Linked DNA regions of Mus musculus: region 2 is linked to region 1. A link is a loop called in an ENCODE intact Hi-C map of the cell type or tissue named here. Cell type or tissue: left cerebral cortex. All regions are shown on one strand. Links, peaks and the distances in the headings refer to the core of each region. The heading gives the core; the rest is flanking DNA. Region 1 overlaps Pmm1 (phosphomannomutase 1). Region 2 holds the start of Desi1 (desumoylating isopeptidase 1).

Region 1 (2,903 bases), core at 180-2,679:
ATCTGGTGTGAATAGCAATGTGCAATCGTAATATGACCATAGCTTGGGTCACCAGGGGCTGGTGGCACAGACACCAGGAAAGCAGATCAGCAGTGACAGAAAGAGAAATGACACACAGTAGGTGTCCAAGTCGGAACCAAAAACTCCTCCTCCAAACCCACTTTACTGACGAGAAAGCAAAGCTCAGAGTGGCCGAGTGACAGGGTCTACAGCTGCCCGGCAAACGGCACCTTGTCCAGTTCCGAGAACTCGATCCTCTCCTCCAGGGTGCAGCTGCGGCCAATGGGCGAGACGTTCAGCATGCCATTCCGGAACTCAATGAAGGTCCCACTACGGGTGACGAAGAAAAGGGGTGAGACAGCAAGAAGGCTCGGGGAGAAGACTTCAAAACCTGTCCTATATAGTCTCCCTAGACCTCACAGGGTATAAGAATCCACCTATTTGCTGGGTGGTGCTGGAACACTCCTTTAACCCCAGCACTCTGGAGGCAAGCAGATCTCCGAGTTCAAGGCCAACCAGGACAGTCAGGGCTACACAGAGAAACCCCATCTTGGGAAAAAAAAAAAAAAAAAAAAACACAAAAAAGAGAATCCACCCAGCCATGAGTTAGGGTCCTGGTGTAGGGGTGTGGCTCAGAGGCAGAAAACTTGCCTAGCATGGGTGAGGTCCTGACTTCTAAGCCCCAGTTGCAAAAATTAAAAATCCAAAACTTGCACTCTCTTCCCTCAAGCCCAGGTCTGGGGGCCTCACCGCTTCTTGGGCAGTCTGAGCAGGGCCATGTAGCTAAGGCAGAAGTTGATCAAGTCCTGCAGGAGCTCCTCCCCCAGGTGGTTCTGGATCGTCTGTTGTACAGAACACAAGGCTCGAACTGTGGCACACACAAGTCGGCAGGACCCCAGTGTGGAAAAGTGGGGCGCCCCAGCCAAGCCTTGGGGGCACTGACCTGTTTGGAGAGTAGCCGTCCGTGTTTATACTGCACTGTCCCATTCTCAGCAAACACGTAGTCAAACTTCTCAATGACTTGGGGCCCAGGAGAGAAAGAAAGAGCATGAGACAAGAAGCCACTGTCACCCCAGCACAAGCACTGCCATCTGTTCCGCTCTAAACCGGCTTTTCTGGCATCCTTTCCCTGTGCGCCTTTGCTTGCTCCCACATCAGCCAGCCATTCCTCTAGGCCATTGCTTAGGTAGACCTGGCTCCGGGGTCCCCTCTGCTCATCCTCCAAGATCCAGCGCCCCCTTCTGGAAGACTTCCCAGGAATGTCCAGAAGAGGGCGCCATTTCCACCCTGCACCCACAGCCCTCCTGCATGGAGACTCCAGGCTCCTTTCTCAGACTCTTTACCCACTGAGAGTGCACAGCAGTCTCTAGCTCTGGGTGCTACAAGAATCAGCTGGGAGTTAGGGAGCACAGTTTGGACGCCCTGCGGAATGTCTGGGTGACAGATGGTATCACTGGGGCTATGGTGTGTAGTAGAAAGGGAGGTGTGGGTAGATGGAAATAGAGAGAGGTAGGACTTGTAGCGACTAAACAAGGAGAGAAGGGAAAACTCAAGGAAGCTTCTAGCTTGAGGGGGCGCCTTCCTGACCCTGAGATGACACTAGGGTTTCCAGATTACTTTGATGTTCCATTTTCACCATTAAAATAAGTACTTGATGTGTCGGTGCATACGTATACCGTCAAGACTCAATAGGCTGAAGCAGGAGGATGGCTGTGAGCTCAAAGTCAGCCTCAGCTTGTAATACAATAATGCACAGCTCTGTCTCAAAACAAAAAGCTGAGCGTGGTGATCATGCCTATACTCGGAAGACAAAGGCAGGAGGAGCGCTGTCCATCCAAAACCAACAGAGTCTACATACGGAGCGCCAGGCCAGCCAAGGCTCCACAGTGGGACTCTGTCTCCAAAACCAATAAACAGAGCTGGTGAGATGGCTCAGAGGATAAAGGCGCTTGCCACCAAGACCGAAAACATGAGTTTGATCCTTGGGGCCCATATGGAAGGAGAAAACTGATTCTTGCAAGCTTTCCTCTGACCTCCAAATGTAGGCACATACACACACATGAGTCAATCATGTCTCCCCTAAAGACCATAGGACTGATACATGGCCATTCTCAACAAGCCACAGACACTGTTAACCATGCGGTCAGTAACGACAAAGAAACTAAAATAACAGATACATAAATGGAGGCCAGTCGAGTCTCAGCAGGGAGATATTAAAATGTGCATCGTCTAATGGCAGGATGCTAACTGCTCCACTTCTAGCTGTTTCTCCAGAATCTAGCAAGGTCCCTGGCTACTGTCAGGGACTCAGTAACTGTTCAGGGTGGAGCCACCCCACCCCAACTCCAACAGGAAAAGACGTTGCCATGCCTACCTTCATCCCCCTCTCCCAGCTGCTCGGCGATCTTAGAGTAGTCAGAGCCACCCACCACGCCGATCTGTACCCTGCTTCGTAGCTTCTGCAGGAAGGCCGATACCTCAGGGTCAATTTTCTGTGGTGAGGCAGGAAGGACAGAAGGGCCCGGTTATCAAAAAGTCGGAGACCTCTATTTGACTTAGTGCTCAGAATTAGGGAGCCCTCCTACCTGAATCTGAGCACCCCCTAATTAAAACATCAGAAATGCAAAATGCACAACTGTTTGAGCACAAAAGTAATGCCCAAGATAGAGAATTCACAGGTGACCTCAAGTGATGTGTCTGTCGTAGAAACCCAGAAATGCGCTAAATAGGGTTGGGCACATGTCTAAAGTGCCTGTGGTCTTGGGTTGGAAACAAAAGGTATGTAAACAACATAAAAAACACATATGAGGTTCAATGAGCGGGCTTGGTGAGTGGAGGAACCTGCCTTGAGGTTTAACAACCTGACTTCAGGGCTGGAGAGATGGCTCAGTGGTTAAGAGCCC
Region 2 (2,834 bases), core at 335-2,834, 59 kb after region 1:
TGTGATAAAACTGAAGACATGGCTGCATTCCAAGGAACTTAGCTGGAACCTGACTGATATAATCTACCAATGGCTCAAACGTTCCCCAAACAAACAACAAGAAGAATGCTTGCAGGTTTTGCTTTCAGATTTGCCTTCCTTTCTTCTCAGGTGTGCGGGAGACTGAGCTCGGGCCTTGTTAAGCAAGGCCTCTACCACCGAGTCATGACCGGACCCTAACCCCCGCCAACAACCCATGACTTAGGTCCAAATCTCTCTCTAAGGATAATGGGCTGGCTACATAAAGAATGATCCAAAACACTCATTAAAAATAACATATTTCCAAAGACTCTGGCTTAGTATCTGTGAAGCATGGTTCCACAATTCGCACATGTAAGACTCACAAAATGTGCACACATTTAGTACAAAGTAGTTTAGGGCAAAGTTTCCTTCCACTCTGTCTGCTACCAGTTTCTTTGGTAGAGGAACCGTTTTGACCTGAGCTTTTTCTCTCTCTCTTCACTTCCTTTCTTCTTCTTTTATTCCCTCAGGTGTGTGTGTAGCCCAGCTTGTTGGTCTTGAACCCACAGCCCTCTTGCCTCAGCCTCCTTAGTACTAGGATCATCGGAGTGTTTCACCCAGTTGGTTCTAATACAGTTTTTTCAGCTCCCCCCACCCCATCCCATCTGACAATGTATGTTGGAAATGAATGCACTTGTTTTTTGTTTCCATGTTAGAGATCAAACCCCAGGGCTTGGAGCATGCCAAGCAGGAACTCTACCAGTGAGTGAGCAACAGCCTCAGTCAGGTATTTGTGTTTTTAACGAACATCCTAGATGATTCTGATGGGAAACCACATTTAGAAACCACTCGCTGCCCCAGGGTTAAAGGATTAGTAAGTTCAACTCAGTGACACATCACAAATGGATGTCCTCAAAACTTGCCTTGCTTCCTTGATCCCTGCCCCTTGTGTTCCTTAAGAAATAGGCCTTCCTCCAATGTCTCCAGGAAACACTATAGCTATTTATTGAATGATGCAAAACTATGTCAGTTTCAATCCCTGAAATCCATTCCTGTCCACCATTACCTGAAATGACAAGCCTGACAAATCCTATATGACAGACATTTTGGTATTTGACTTGAAGTGAAGTTGGACCTACACTGAAGGGCTCTTTTTCTCTCTCAGCATGAAACCATTTGAACTGAGCACAACCGATATCCTCACCGATACAGCATCCGGTCCTCCCCCAGAACTGCTTTCTTACCATCTGGTCAAAAGCAATTAACTGTTGAGCGAAAATTGCATCGTCGGACAGAACGTAATTAGTTCCAAGATCTGGCTCAGGGTGACCTGACTTGACCTAACCTGGAGCCGGCAAGGGCTCAAGCCTTCCACCGCTCTAGCGCTCTCTTCCCATCCACTCCAAGGACTGCAGAGGGAATTTCCTTTTGGCGCGGAGGGCAGTCGCTCCGAGGGACACCAGAGGATCTCGTCTGCAGTGTTGCTTCCACCACCAGGGACACGAGCTGGAGGTATCCTCACTTTCTCTACTTTGAGCTAAAGAAGCAGGGTTCCCTGGCTTCTTGGGGAATCCACCAAGATCAGTCGGCTAGCCCCAGTCTCTAGCTGAAGAGGAGCTTGCTCTCAGCCGGAGCGTGTGTCTCCTTGGCTTAGATCATGAAGCTGGACAGGGGTTCAGGGAATCCCACCTCACTGTCCTTGCCCTAGTGGATCTTTCCTACCACCCATGGGCCCGTCTTCCCCCACCCCCCTCGGTGGATCGCTTCCAGCGGCCACCTGCCTTCTTCCCACTGACCCCGGTCCCCTCACCCAGCATGATGGGGCTGAGCCGGCGGGCCAGGCCCTTGGACAGGTCGTACACGTAGAGCTTCACCGGATAGAGATTTGGCGGCTCCATCAGGACCCGTGGCGGCGGCCACGATGGCCCTCGGGCACCCGGCAGCGGCTTGGACCTTCCGGTACCCGACCGGGGTGGGGAGAAGAGGGAGCGGGGGACCGAGCCGGGGCCCGGCCTGAGGGCGGGGGAGAGGCGGCCCTGCGCTGCTCGCGCCCGGACACCCGCGACCGGCAACGACTACTGTGAGGTGACAGAGAGAGAGATCCCAGAGACTCCGCACGGAACAGGGGGCAGGGGCGGGGACGCACTTTCACGCATGTGCGTTCGGTGCTGACGGGTTTCGGGGGCGGAGCTTCAAGCGAGGGGCGGGGCTTTCTCTGGCCGCAAGCGTTCCAGTTTAGGGAACAGGGGGTGGAAGCGGGAAATGCGAGTGGGCGTGCCCGCTTGAAGGGTCGAAGGGCGTGTTGTGCGTGATGACGCAACGTCGCTGATTGGGCGAGAGACAAGGAGCCCGCGTGGACGTGGTGCCCACCTTCTGCTGTCCCAGTGGCTTGCCCGCCTGCGGTTAAGGTAGGTTCGCCGCACCACATGTGTTGGATGAGGCCTGCCTTGGTGGCTTGCTTGCACGCTTAGTGTCGCGCGACCCCTGGCCTCACCACGGAGCAGCGCTGTCGACCTGCAGGACCTGGGTCATGCTCCTTTCTCCCCAGAAGGCGGAACAGGACTGGTGGTTGAGCCAATCTCTAGCTGAAGGTTGGGGGAGAAATGAAGACGAATGTTTCAGCCAGAGCACCAAGTACCGTCCCAGTCCAGTTGGAGCTCGAGATAGGACCTTCAGTGCTGAGCCGCTATGTTATACCTCGCCCTCACCCCTAGCCATTTTGGTCCTGCAGCATCCTTAAGGGATAGCCAAGGGGAGGTTGTTGCAGCAATGACCCCATGCACATTTCTCTTGCCTCTCCAATGATATGGAGAGCTTTGGAGGAAGCAGGAGCC

What was found. A loop is a pair of places that touch in the nucleus more often than their neighbours do. Peaks named below come from ENCODE experiments on the same cell type or tissue, not always from the same donor. Only the 100,000 strongest peaks of a DNase experiment are listed, where the experiment ranks them.
Region 2: a loop joins it to region 1, with 7 times the contacts of the local background. A loop is called at or near these places in 5 of 42 quality-filtered maps.

The regions. Positions count from the first base shown.
Region 1 is chr15:81,955,419-81,958,321 of GRCm38, forward strand. It overlaps Pmm1 (phosphomannomutase 1), which reads right to left. Exons shown (of 8, transcript NM_013872.4): 2 at 2,375-2,492; 3 at 944-1,020; 4 at 751-842; 5 at 231-330. Among named protein-coding and RNA genes, the nearest start is that of Pmm1, 4.1 kb to the right of the region's middle. In left cerebral cortex, for the core only: a CTCF peak has its summit at 1,261; DNase peaks (open chromatin) are centred at 1,269 and 2,375; H3K27ac peaks cover 1,187 bases.
Region 2 is chr15:82,014,068-82,016,901 of GRCm38, forward strand. It overlaps Desi1 (desumoylating isopeptidase 1), which reads right to left and starts at 2,153. Exons shown (of 6, transcript NM_134095.3): 1 at 1,811-2,153. The coding sequence starts at 1,898. It overlaps Xrcc6 (X-ray repair complementing defective repair in Chinese hamster cells 6), which reads left to right and starts at 2,302. Exons shown (of 13, transcript NM_010247.2): 1 at 2,302-2,408. In left cerebral cortex, for the core only: a CTCF peak has its summit at 1,466; DNase peaks (open chromatin) are centred at 1,524 and 2,236; H3K4me3 peaks cover 2,160 bases; H3K27ac peaks cover 1,595 bases.